2 separate regions of the Homo sapiens genome follow, and region 1 is linked to region 2. A link is an interaction called in ENCODE POLR2A ChIA-PET data of the cell type or tissue named here. Cell type or tissue: OCI-LY7. All regions are shown on one strand. Links, peaks and the distances in the headings refer to the core of each region. The heading gives the core; the rest is flanking DNA.

What was found. ChIA-PET counts read pairs that join two places held together with the same protein. Peaks named below come from ENCODE experiments on the same cell type or tissue, not always from the same donor. Only the 100,000 strongest peaks of a DNase experiment are listed, where the experiment ranks them.
Region 1: POLR2A ChIA-PET joins it to region 2 with 6 read pairs; 2 of 35 experiments call an interaction of 5 or more read pairs at or near these places.

The regions. Positions count from the first base shown.
Region 1 is chr7:78,313,691-78,320,288 of GRCh38, reverse strand. The region is part of intron 9 of MAGI2 (membrane associated guanylate kinase, WW and PDZ domain containing 2); the gene reads left to right. Among named protein-coding and RNA genes, the nearest start is that of DDX3ILA1, 330 kb to the right of the region's middle. In OCI-LY7, for the core only: no CTCF peak of the experiment used is centred there; no DNase peak of the experiment used is centred there.
Region 2 is chr7:77,821,407-77,828,004 of GRCh38, reverse strand. The region is part of intron 1 of PHTF2 (putative homeodomain transcription factor 2); the gene reads right to left. Among named protein-coding and RNA genes, the nearest start is that of PHTF2, 26 kb to the right of the region's middle. RefSeq lists an enhancer at 3,580-3,679. In OCI-LY7, for the core only: no CTCF peak of the experiment used is centred there; DNase peaks (open chromatin) are centred at 3,604 and 5,531; H3K4me3 peaks cover 2,278 bases; H3K27ac peaks cover 2,965 bases.

The DNA.
Region 1 (6,598 bases), core at 882-4,881, 490 kb before region 2:
GGGATGATGCTGGCCTCATAAAATGAGTAAAGAAGGATTCCTTCTTTTTCTATTGTTTGGGATAGTTTCAGAAGGAATGGTACCAGCTCCTCTTTGTACCTCTGGTAAAATTCGGCTGTGAATCCATCTGGTCCTGGACTCTTTTTGGTTGGTAGTCTATTACTGCCTCAATTTCAGAACTTGTTATTGATCTATTCAAGGATTCGAATTCTTCCTGGTTTAGACTCGGGAGAGTGCATGTGTCCAGGAATTTATCCGTTTCTTCTAGATTTTCTAGTTTATTTGTGTAGAGGTGTTTATAGTATTCTCTGATGGCAGTTTGTATTTCTGTGGGATTGGTGGTGATATCCCCTTTATCATATTTTATTGCATCTATTTGATTCTTCTCTCTTTTCGTCTTTATTAGTCTTGTTAGTGGTCTATTTTGTTGATCTTTTCAAAAATCCAGCTCCTGGATTCACTGATATTTTTGAAGGGTTTTTTGTGTTTCTATCTCCTTCAGTTCTGCTCTGATCTTAGTTATTTCTTGTCTTCTGCTAGCTTTTGAATTTGTTTGCTCTTGCTTCTCTAGTTCTTTTAATTGTGATGTTAGGGTGTCAATTTTAGATCTTTCCTGCTTTCTCTTGTGGGCATTTAGTGCTATAAATTTCCCTCTACACACTGCTTTAAATGTGTCCCAGAGATTTTGTTATGTTGTGTCTTTGTTCTCATTGGTTTCAAAGAACATCTTTATTTCTGCCTTTATTTCTTTATGTACCCAGCAGTCATTCAGGAGCAGGTTGTTCAGTTTCCATGTAGATGAGCAGTTTTAAGTGAGTTTCTTAATCCTGAATTCTAATTTGATTGCACTGTGGTGTGAGACACTGTTATGATTTCTGTTCTTTTGCACTTTCTGAGGAGTGTCTTACTTCCAATCACGTGGTCAATTTTAGAATAAGTGTGATGAGGGGATTGCAACCCCTGTTTTTTTGTTTGTTTGTTTTTTGTTTGTTTTTGCTTTCCATTTGTTTGGTAAATATTCTTTCATCCCTTTATTTTGAGCCTATGTGTGTCTTTGCACATGAGATGGGGCTCCTGAATACAGCACACTGATGAGTCTTGACTCTTTATCGAATTTGCCAGTCTGTGTCTTTTAATTGGGGCATTTAGTCCATTTACATTTAAGGTTCATATTTTTACATGTGAATTTGATCCTGTCATTATGATGCTAGCTGGTTATTTTGCCTGTTAGTTGATGCAGTTTCTTCATAGCATCGATGGTCTTTACAATTTGTTATGTTTTTGCAGTGGCTGGTACCGGTTGTTCTTTTCCATGTTTAGTGCTTCCTTCAGGAGCTCTTGTAAGGCAGGCCTGGTTGTGACAAAATCTGTCACCATTTGCTTGTCTGTAACGGATTTTATTTCTCCTTCACTTATGAAGCTTTGTTTGGCTGGATATGAAATTCTGGGTTGAAAATTCTTTTAAGAATGTTGAATATCGGCCCCCATTCACTTCTGGCTTGTAGGGTTTCTGCAGAGAGATCCTCTGTTAGTCTGATGGGCTTCCTTTTGTGGGTAACCTGACCTTTCTCTTTGGCTGCCCTTAACATTTTTTCCCTCATTTCAACCTTGGTAAACCTGATGGTTATGTGTCCTGAGGTTGCTCTTCTTGAGGAATATCTTTGTGGCATTGTCTGTATTTCCTGAATTTGAATGTTGGCTTGTCTTGCTAAGTTGGGGAAGTTCTCCTGGATAATATCCTGAAGAGTGTTTTCCAACTTGGTCCCATTCTCCCCATCACTTTGAGTTACACCAATCAAATGCAGATTTGGTCTTTTCACATAGTCCCATATGTCTTGGAATCGTTGTTCCTTTTCGTTCTTTTTTCTCTAATCTTGTCTTCTCGCTTTATTTCATTGAGTTGCTCTTCAATCTCTGATATCCTTTCTTCTGCTTAATCGATTTGGCTATTGATACTTGTGTTTGCTTCATGAAGTTCTCTTGCTGTGTTTTTCAGCTCCATCAGGTCATTTATGTTCTTCTCTAAACTGGTTATTCTAGTTAGCGATTCGTCTAACCTTTTTTCAAGGTTCTTAGCTTCCTGGCATTGGGTTAGAACATGCTCCTTTAGCTTGGAGGAGTTTGTTATTACCCACCTTCTGAAGCCTACTTCTGTCAATTTGTCAAACTCATTCTCTGTCCAGTTTTGTTCCCTTGCTGGTGAGGAGTTGTGATCCTTTGGAGGAGAAGAGGCATTCTGGTTTTTGGAATTTTCAGCCTTTTTGCGCTGGTTTCTCCTCATCTTCATGGATTTATCTACCTTTGGTCTTTGATGTTGGTGACCTTCCAACGGGGTTTCTGTGTCTGGACGTCCTTTTTGTTGATGCTGATGCTATTCCTTTCTGTTTGTTAGTTTTCCTTCTAACAGTCAGGCCCCTCTGCTACAGGTGCACTCCAGACCCTGTTTGCCTGGGTATCACCAGCAGAGGCTACAGAACAGCGAAGATTGCTGCCTGTTCCTTCCTCTGGAAGCTTCATCCTAGTGGGGCACCCACCATATGCCAACCAGAGCTCTCCTGTATGAGGTTTCTGTCGGCCCCTCCTGAGAGGTGTCTCCCAGTCAGGATACACGGGGGTCAGGGACCCACTTGAGGAGGCAGTCTGTCCCTTATCAGAGCTCGAATGCTGTGCTGGGAGATCCGCTGCTCTCTTCAGAGCCATCATACAGAGACGTTTAAGTCGGCTGAAGCTGCGCCCACAGCCGCGCCTTCCCCCAGGTGCTCTAATTTTACCTTCTTACGTATCTTAATATGCCACTTTCTCCATTTAACCTACTATGCTGATGCGCATTCTTATCGTTTCCCTTCTTGGGGTTGTCAAGCTGTCTAATTAGATTATAGATTCATTAGGTGGAGGCCAATGGCTAATTCTGTGTTTAGTACAGAAACAGTACACTGTTGGTATTTAATCATCCATATTCTCCTGTTCTTGATTGGTGGGATATAATAATACATCTTCTGAAAGCTCAGTGGAGTGAAAATTCCTCAGAAGAGGGTGAGAAAAAGGCAAAAAGAACAAATGAATTCTCACTCAATACTCAAGAAGTTCTTCTTTTTATGAGAGTATAATAGCTAAGCCACTAACCTATGGAATGGGGAATCAGCCTGAATAAATGCAAAAGAAAAAATCAATATGCAATAGTTGTTTTATGCAGCGCTATTCAATTCCAAGAGGGCTGACAGTTTTTATGGGAAAATAGATGTGTTGTGCCATTTGGGAAATAAGCAAATAATTCATATATAGAACTTTCAGGAGTGTCTCAAAATGTTTAAGATGTGTTAACTGTGTTCCTTAGAGAATCACGGGTGAAGCAAGGGTAGGGAAAATATTAATTTACCTAATTTGTAAGTAAAGAGAAAAAAACACTTGGCAAAGCTCAAAGATTCATGGTTTATCAGCTCATGGGCCAGAATCCCTGATTGCTCATCTGCTGTCCTATATAGTTTATAAAATCTGTAAGGATTGAACAGTATTTACTCACTCTAGGGTTATAATTTAAGTGCTTCTCAAGTGCTTAATAAAGAGTTTCACATTTTCTTCACCTTAGTTGACTCTCTCTTGGTTTGTAACCAAGTTTACCATGGCTTTTTCTAGAACTTTATTGATTTTAATTGACAGTTTCTACTGAAACAAAAGGAAAGAAAACAAAATTATCTACTTTGTAATAGGTGGATTCTGTAAGACTGCATTGATAAGTTAATAGTAGATTATTTTATCAACTCTGTTTTATCACATACAAATAAAGGCTTACAGAGTACTTTTTCTTGTCAGCTAAGTAAAGCATCTTTTCTGAAAATGTCATTAACACCACTTGGAGTTCATGTAGAAATCAACTTAAAGATCTCAGAATGTTTAAAGAGCTTCATTTATAATCCCTTCAATATAAAGGAGAGGAAAGGGCAGGAACTCACTGTATCTGTATCAGCACTAAAATGCAGTGTAAATAATGAATTCTTATTTATATACACCCAGTTTTATTACTGGGCTAAAATTTGATGAAAGAGAAAAGAATACACACATCTTTATTCATTGTTTGCAATGCACCTTGAAAAATATTGAGTGACACCTTTACATCTGAAAGCACTTTCATTTAAAGTAGTAGCTGCAGGGGATAAAAGGACACTTTGTAAAAGAGACAGCAAAGTATCATAGATCATTCTCTGTCACTCACAGACGGACAGCTAAGACACTTCCCAGTGGACTCTGGGATATATTTGAAGAAGTGCCCAAACCCAGAGACTCCCGATGGATTGAGAAAATGGCAAATCTTCCATCATGAAAAGGTTTAAAGGAAGAATATGTTTTGGAGTAAGCCAGAGAAAGTATAGGAAATTGTTGAAGCAAAGCAAATCAATACTGAGAAAGAAAATGACCGAGAGACAAAGATGACCACAGTTCTTCCTGTAAATGAAGAACATGTTTATACACCTGCAAATGAATTCTAAAGGTAGAAACTTACTACCTATAAAATAGAAATGAATAGAGACAAACGAGGTTGAAATGGAACAGTAAAGAAGCTCTAATTTTGAAGATAATGTTTTAGCCTCTTACTATACATTTAATTCTTATTTGAACAGTTTGCAATTCTGAATATAATAGATTCTGATCTAATTGGCTGAGAATGATAATACTCTTTAAAATGAGTTTCTGGCATAATGTTCAGTCTTCTCTAAGCCTATAATTATTGATGGGTGTATGCGAACAAGGAGCTATATGATTTAGTTGGGCTCAGTGGACTAGTAATAATACCCCTGATCCGTGTTTAAAACCCTCCAAGGAAGAACTCAATGTGAATAGCATGACTAAATTCTATAGACAGCAGCACTTATAAGAAATAAAAGGAATTACAGGATGTATGAACTCCATCATCAATTCTTATTTCTGGGAAAATGGCAAAATGTGAAACCCTGCCAAGTATATGCCAGTTAGTGTGATTCATTTTGAACATGAGTTAACCCTCTGGCCCACAGACGTCCTGAGCCCAAGTGATGTCTCTCACTTAATACCAGGTCATATTGCTTACTGATGTCCCTAAGCTGTATGAAATCAAAATGCAAAACACTTAATTCCAAGTGGGAGTCAACATGAGGTGGTAACTAGGACATTTGGAAACTTGGAAAAGTGACTTCTTCCTTACAGACCTATTGCCAAAAAATGTGACAGTAGGTCTCAGATCTTCTCCAGCTCTAAAGTTATACAAATGGACAGTTGTGAACCACAAAATTACAAATATTGGTCTAGCCAGTATAAAACTGTGACCTTTCTATAGCATGTCCTATCTGCAAACTGGATAAAGTCCACCCGTAATAAAGGGGTATACCCAACAGTTAACTCTGATATCCGTGTCCTATCCTCTAATAGAAACAACCACAATCAATTGAATACAATCGAATAGAGTCAAAACACAAGTGCCAACAAAGGTATGGTCAGCTAATTTTATAACTTCTCATGAATATATACAAGAAACAACACAATCAAAAGCATAACAACAACATATAATGTTTAATTATCCTGGAGCGTGATTTGAGTATACTCCACAATTATTATAATTGAGCAAAGAATGATGGTTAAAGTTACTGAACAAAAAGTAATAGGCTGAAAAACAATCAACTCAGAGGCCCCAGGGGCCATGTGTGCACATGCCCCTGGTTAACACTCTTAAACTGTTACTAATAGAGCCAATGCTAAAGTTTCAAAGTTCTGGATCATTGCTCCTTAGGGCTAGGATGTGGGCAGTTTGTATTATAAGTGAAGTCCATCTTTTTCCATGCCCTCTTATAAGTCAGTCATCTTTTTCCATGCCCTCTTCCTTTCAGGATAGCATGATAATTCCTCAGCAAATTATCTGTCTTACAAACTTCCTTTTTCATCCCATAATATAATTTGTTTTATCCTCTTTTAGAGAGCTGTAAGGCATCATTTTTATATCCACTGGAAGTCATGAAAAAGCAATAAAGAGGCATTAATAAATACTTAATCTGCATTGTGTCCTATGAGTATATCATATAAAATATATGCTATCAAACAAAATAGTATATGGCTCTTGAGCTACCCAGGCCTTCTTCTGGGCTAATGCCATTTAATGCAGTGTGAGTCCATTACAGTCTTATTTAAAGATTAGGCACTTATAAAATCAATCTATCTTTGTATTCAAGGAACCAATCCTTTGGCTCCATGATAAATCGTACAGAAACGTTATGTTTGATTAATCTTTTTAATGCAAATGGAGAATGAGAGGTCTTTCAAAGTGAACAGCATCTTAGTGTGGGTTAACTTAGTATAGGTTAATTCATGTCTCCATTTTAACTTAAGTCCCCAGGGCACCCATAACTTTAACTCATGTTTCCCAGTTTCAAAACTTTCTTCCTATAATTCATTTTAAATCATAAATACAATAATTTTTAAGTCATTTTAAAAAGTCATTGTAGTATCCGAGGAACTTAAATCTATTAAATAGCAAATAAGCATATGATTTTTTTTCCGTCTCTGAAAAGAAATGTTGCTTAGCAGATATAGTTTTAAGAGCAAAAAAGTAAACAAAATGTGCTACTGGCCATTG
Region 2 (6,598 bases), core at 1,619-5,618:
AATGACTTAATTTAGAGATTAAAATTTGCTAACAATACCTCATCATCAAAAATACTATTGAGGCTGGGCTCCGTGGCTCGCACCTGTAATCCCAGCACTTTGGGAGGCTAAGTCAGGTGGATCACTTAAGGTCAGGAGTTTGAGATCAGCCTGACCAACATGGTGAAACTCAGTTTCTACTAAAAACTAATACAAAAATTAGCCAGGCATGGTGGCTGGCACCTGTAATCCCAGCTACTTGGGATCCTGAGGCAGGAGAATCGCTTGAACCTGGGAGGAGCAGACAGTGAGCTGCGGTCACACCAGTGCACTCTGGCTTGGGTGAAACAGCGAAACTCCATCTCAAAAAAAAAGGCTGCACGCAGTGGCTCACACCTGTAATCCCAGCACTCTGGGAGTCCAAGGCAGGTAGATCATGAAGTCAGGAGTTCAAGACCAGCCTGGCCAAGATGGTGAAACCCCATCTCTACTAAAAATACAAAAACTAGCCGGGCGTGGTGGCAGGTGCCTGTAATCCCAGCTACTCAGGAGGATGAAGCAAATAACTGCCTGAACCCGGGAGGCAGAGGTCACGATGAGCCGAGACTGCACCACCACACTCTAGCCTGGGTGACAGAGTGAGACTCCGTCTCAAAAAGAATAAATAAATAAAAATAAAATATTAATTTAATTTTCCACGAATTCTAAGAAAAGAAAATGAAAACTGGAAGAACTCATGAACTTCAGATGTCTTGCCACACGAGTTATTTAGGTCTTAAAAGTTCCTCCTAACATTTAGAAAAAAGTTTCCTTAGCTTATAGAGCCATCAAAACAAAAGAAAAAAGTGACAAAAATCATTCTTTAATAAATCCACAGTGATTTTAACTTTTATCTACATGTTCAACTTTACATGGTATCCATGACTTCCTGCTATGAAAGCAGACATAATCAACATGCTTATACTTCTCCAAAGATCTAACATTTAGATTTTATTCCACAGCCACCATTCTCAAAGTTGTTCCATTTTCTTCTGTATTTAAATGGATCTGATGATCACCCCCGATTCTTTTAAGATGGCTTTGCCATACCTGAAGTCATCACTATTTAATTTTGTTTCATTTGAGGTTGACTTGATTTAATCATCAAGCAGTATTTTTCAAGAAAGGAGTGCTATATTCTCTGTGCTCTTACATGTTAGAGAACATCTGCTTGCTTCCTGTGTATTTGATTAACCACTTGGTTGGCATGGCAGAGACTGCTAATTGACACCCATTATTCCATCATCCTCTTTGAAAATTGTGCTGGCACCCTGTTGCCCAAAATAAAGACCTTTCCTAACCTTTCTTGCAGTTAGATGTGGCCAAGACTAAGTTCTGCTCCAAACACCACCAAAAGTGTTGGGTAGTACTTGTAGTTGGGAAAAGCACTTTTTTTCTTTCTCTTCTCCCTTTTCCTGATCCTTTCAATGTTATTTTAATGACGACAGCTCCAGCAGCCACCATGGACAGTGACATTGAGACTAGAAACCAGGTGTGTTCATAGATAGGAAAGATCCTGGGTTGCCTTGGGTGAAGCCACCATACTAGTTCTAGACTGACTATTTCCATACTTTTTGTACCCAAGGTTATAAATCCTTATAGTTTAAGCCACTGTTATTAGCAGCCAAAAGAAATCTAACTGATACTGTTGGGTATAATACTTCTGGTTGACAACTTCCTACCGTCAAAACTTTGTAAACATTTTTCCATTGTCTTCTGGAATTGACAATAATTGAGAAATTAAAATTCAGCCATCTTGAATTTTTTTCTCTTTGTATAGGTCATGTTTTTCTCTTTTTGGCCAGGATAACAAAATAATTCTCCATCTTGAATTTTTTTCTCTTTGTATATAGGTCATGTTTTTCTCTTTTTGGCCAGGATACCAAAATAATTCTCTCCTTAGTTTTGAAGTTAAAAACTACTAGGATATGGTCAATTTTAATCATTTCATATTTTTTTCCTAGCATTTAGTGTGCCTGTCAATCTGCAAATACACATTTCATTTCAAAAGCTTTTGTCTGGATTTTATTTCTCAATACTTTTTCTGTTCCATTTGTTGAAGTCTCTATTTTAGGGATATCAGCTATTCTTACCTAGGACAGTCTTTTCAGAGTTACTTCTTTCGTTTATTTTTCTCCTATATTTGTAGAGTTGCCATGCTATTTTTTTTATCACGTTTAATACAGAAACTGCTATCCTCAGCTCCTATTCACTCTGATATCCAAGATTCTGCTCGGCCACCCCTAACACCTTTCTCATCTTAGTTGGGGCCATTTTTATTTTTGTGTACACGTCTTTATGCATACACACACAAACTTCAGTTTGAGAATCAGGAACTACTCTTAATCTACTTTTCTATAATCCAACGACACAGAAAAGGAAGAGCTAAAATTGGACTGAGCACAGGCATTGCTGAGGTGTCCTTAAATGTCCTGTACCAAGACTGATCTCCCTAGTTAGGGATCTAGCCTACCTTCATGGGCTTTGGCTCTTGCCCTTAACTCAGAGTACCATTCAAAATGCCAGTGCTTGTTGCCTCTGCTGAGGCTCAGCGCTGGTATGTAGGGTCTTCTCAAGGATTTTTCCTTGACTTTTTGCTTCCTATTCACCTCCTAGGTCTACTTCTCTAAAAGTATGAATGAGATATCGCAATATTTTGTAGGCTTCCTCTTTCCTTTGTCTTGTTTCTGGGATACGGGGCTGGGATTAGAAGCCTTGTCATATACAACTAGTATCTTCTCATTCTTTCTTTACCTTCCACTTTTTGAAGTATTTGGTATAAAGCTACAGATACCCCTTTTTTGTCTGCTTCTTTCCATTTCTGCCCTCTTTCTTCAACCCACCATCTACTCTTTCCTTAATTTGGTTTTAGTGAAGAAAAAATCTGTGACCCCACTTCATTTTTACTCAGAAATCTCTCATTTATATTATTGTTGTTGTTGTTATTTAGAGACAGAGGCTCGCTCTGTCACCCAGGCTGGAATGCAGTGGCACAATCATGGCTCACTTCAACCTCAAACTCCTGGGGTCTCAAGTGTTCCTCCCTTTCTCAGCCTCCCAAGTAGCTAAGACTACAGGTGTGTGCCACCACACTCGGCTAACGTTTTTTTTTTTTTGGTAGAGGTGGGGTCTTGCTATGTTGTCCAGGCTGGCCTTGAACTCCTGGTCTCAAACAATCTTCCCACCTTGGCAGCCCAAAATGTTAGGATTACAGGAGTAAGCCACTGTGCTTGCCATTTTACTTCTTTTAACATTTAAGTACTTAATCTTTTACATTACTGACTCAATTAAAAAGTTAAATTTATTTGGGAGGCCAAGGCGGGCAGATCACGAAGTCAGGAGTTCAAGACCAGCCTGGCCATCATGGTGAAACATCTCTACTAAAATACAAAAATTAGCCAGGCATGGTGGTGCACACCTGTAATCCCAGCTTCTCAGGAGGCTGAGGCAGGAGAATTGCCTGAACCCAGGAAGTGGAGGTTGCAGTGAGCCGAGATTGCACCACTGCACTCCAGCCTAAAAGTAAAATTTAAATATTCTAAGATGAGATTCTAAACTAACAACAGCTGCACTTTTACTTCTGCTATTTCTAACAAAAGGAAGTAAAGGGAGGATACCCAGTTTCAATTCTTTTTATAAACTCAAGATACTAAGCAAAAAACACAAGATCATAAACTAAGCTCTTCCGTGAATTTGTTACAACTACCTCCAAGAAAAAAAAAAAAAACAAACCAGGATGTATTTTCCCTCCTCAAATCTTATCTTTTACTATCTGCTCAATTTTCCAACAAAGAACCCTAGAATCTTTCTTGTTTCCTCCCCTTTCCCACCTCCCACCACTATCAATTCTATACCTGGCACACAGAAACCACTCAATAATTATGAAGGAATAAATTAATATAACGTATTTGTCATACCTCCAAACTTCTCTCATATGATCCCTCTCCAGCCCCACTACCATACACCTGGTACAAGCTGATATCTAATACCAGGACTACACTAACAATCTATTATTGTTGCTTTACTTTCACTACTTATCTTTTTAAAATACTGACCTCATCACTTAAAAATCTCTAGTCTCCCACTGCCAAAGAAAAGAGTTTAATCAACACTGTATTCAAAACCCTTCTTTTACAATTTGACCATAGATTTATTATTTCTCCAGTCAGTAGCATCTATCGTCTCTACTTTGTTTCACACAGTTTCAATTACCCGCCCTCCCCAACCTCCCATCCATACATTCTAGCTACACATACCTTACATTCTAGCTACACAGGTTCACAAATATACCATATACTTTCATGCCTGCCTTCTACTCCAGGTAATATTCCTTGTCTAAAATAACTTTCTCCTTGTTCTGATCTATTTGAAAAGTTACCTCAATTCCTTCTAAGGAAATTAAATTGTGAGAACATATAAGCCATGGTGTTCAAATAACTCCACTACTTAAAGAGTAATTTAAGATTCAGGCCAGGCACGGTGGCTCAGGCCTGTAATCCCAACACTTTGGTAGGCCAAGATGGGTGGATCACGAGGTCAAGACATCGAGACCATCCTGGCCAACATGGTGAAACCCTATCTCTACTAAAAATACAAAAATTAGCTGGGTGTGGTGGCGTGTGCCTGTAGTCCCAACTACTCGGGAGGCTGAGGCAGAAGAATCCCTTGAACCCGGGAGGCAGAGGTTGCAGAGAGCCAAGATCATGCTACTGCACTCCAGCCTGGCGACAGAGCGAGACTCCGTCTCCAAAAAAAAAGAGAGTAATTTAAGATTTAAATATTTGGCCGGGCGCGGTGGCTCACGCCTGTAATCCCAGCACTTTGGGAGGCCGAGGCGGGTGGATCACGAGGTCAGGAGATTGAGACCATCCTGGCTAACACGGTGAAACCCCGTCTCTACTAAAAATAGAAAAAATTAGCCGGGCGTGGTAGCGGGCGCCTGTAGTCCCAGCTACTCGGGAGGCTGAGGCAGGAGAATGGCGTGAACCCGGGAGGCGGAGCTTGCGGTGAGCCGAGATCGCGCCACTGCACTCCAGCCTGGGCGACAGAGCGAGACTCCGTCTCAAAAAAAAAAAAAAAAAAGATTTAAATATTTTTAATTTCAGAGGGTGACATCAATAAGATGACTGACTAGAGACACCCAGCACTCATCCCCCCAATAAGAAAGAACCTAGGCATCACATAAACAGCTAAGATTCAGCTTGAGTGTCAATGGGAGAGTACTAGGGTGCAGCGAGAAACTGGAGATGCACGTGATGAGATTGGAGGGCAGCATGGAAGTACCTGGCCACTGCAGCCCTGTCTCCCCAACCCAGACTGGATCAGCCCAGAGTCAGGAGGGACTTCCCATTTCAGGGAAAAGGTAAGCAGAAGATCCCTACCAGCCCCCACTGCCACTGCAAACACCTACAATCCTTACTACAGGAGAATCCCACAGTCCTTGCAAGCCCCAAGCCCAGTCTGGAGAGCTGCCAGGAATTCATGCAGCTGCGCTGCCCCAGATTAGGAGCACAGGGTGCACACTCCCCTCCCCCACCCAACCACTCCCTGTGAGAAAAGCTGCTGCAGCATGGTGCCATCTTGAGACCAGAGCCACCTCTGGAGTGCACCCTGCTCTGGAGGTTAGTAGCCAGTGAACTTCTCTAGCACTGGGGCTCCATCTTCATTCCATCACACTCACATGGGTGGCTGAAAACCACAACCCCAACTATGCAAAGCCTGGGCCCAGGATCGGCTGTGACTCCAGTCCTGCACAGCAGGGAAACCAACCTCCCTTCCCCTCTGCTCCCCAACACTCTGCTGCCACTGCCACACTTCCAGTCAGAGGAACAGTCTGGCACTCCCACCTAAGGCAAACCTGCCCTTGAGCCAGAGAAAACTGCTATATGCCCTCCAAGTGGAAGAGTGCCCCCCACGTCTCTAAGCAGCTGATACATCCCTCGGGCTGGCAGAGAGGCTACACATCTGCACTCAGGTCCTGAGACACAGCCCTACAGCACTCCCCCACTGCAGACATGCCCTCAGCTCTCCACCTGCAATCAAGGTCTAAGAAACAGTCCTGTCCCTGGGCACAGCAGGCTGCTCCTGGTAGGCATACCCTCAGCCCATCCAAGCAGCCATGAGCCCATGACTGGACCTGAGTAACATCCCTGTGGGCCACCTCTAGCAAACATATCACTTGTGGGCCTATGGAGGGCTCACTCCTGAGCCACACCCCTGAGCCAGCCAAGCAGCCTTGCATCTGCATCCCAAACCTGAGAAAGTCCTGTGGGCCCCCCCGGTAGACAGATTCATTCCCAGGCTGGCTGAGCAGCCCTGTGCCTGCTCCTGGGCCTATAAACAGCTCCATGTGGGGCATGTCCCACACCAGCCAAGAAGTTGTGAAGCCATGTCAAGGGCCTGAGAAACAGCTCTGAGGGCCATCTATGGTGGACACACTCCTGAGCTCCCCGAGCAGCCTTGTACCCATGTCCCAAACCTGAGAAACAGCCCCACGGGCCATCTACAGCAGATACATACATCCACAGGCCAGCCAAGCAGAAGAGAAGGGAAAAGGTAAGGAAACATATTTAATGAAATA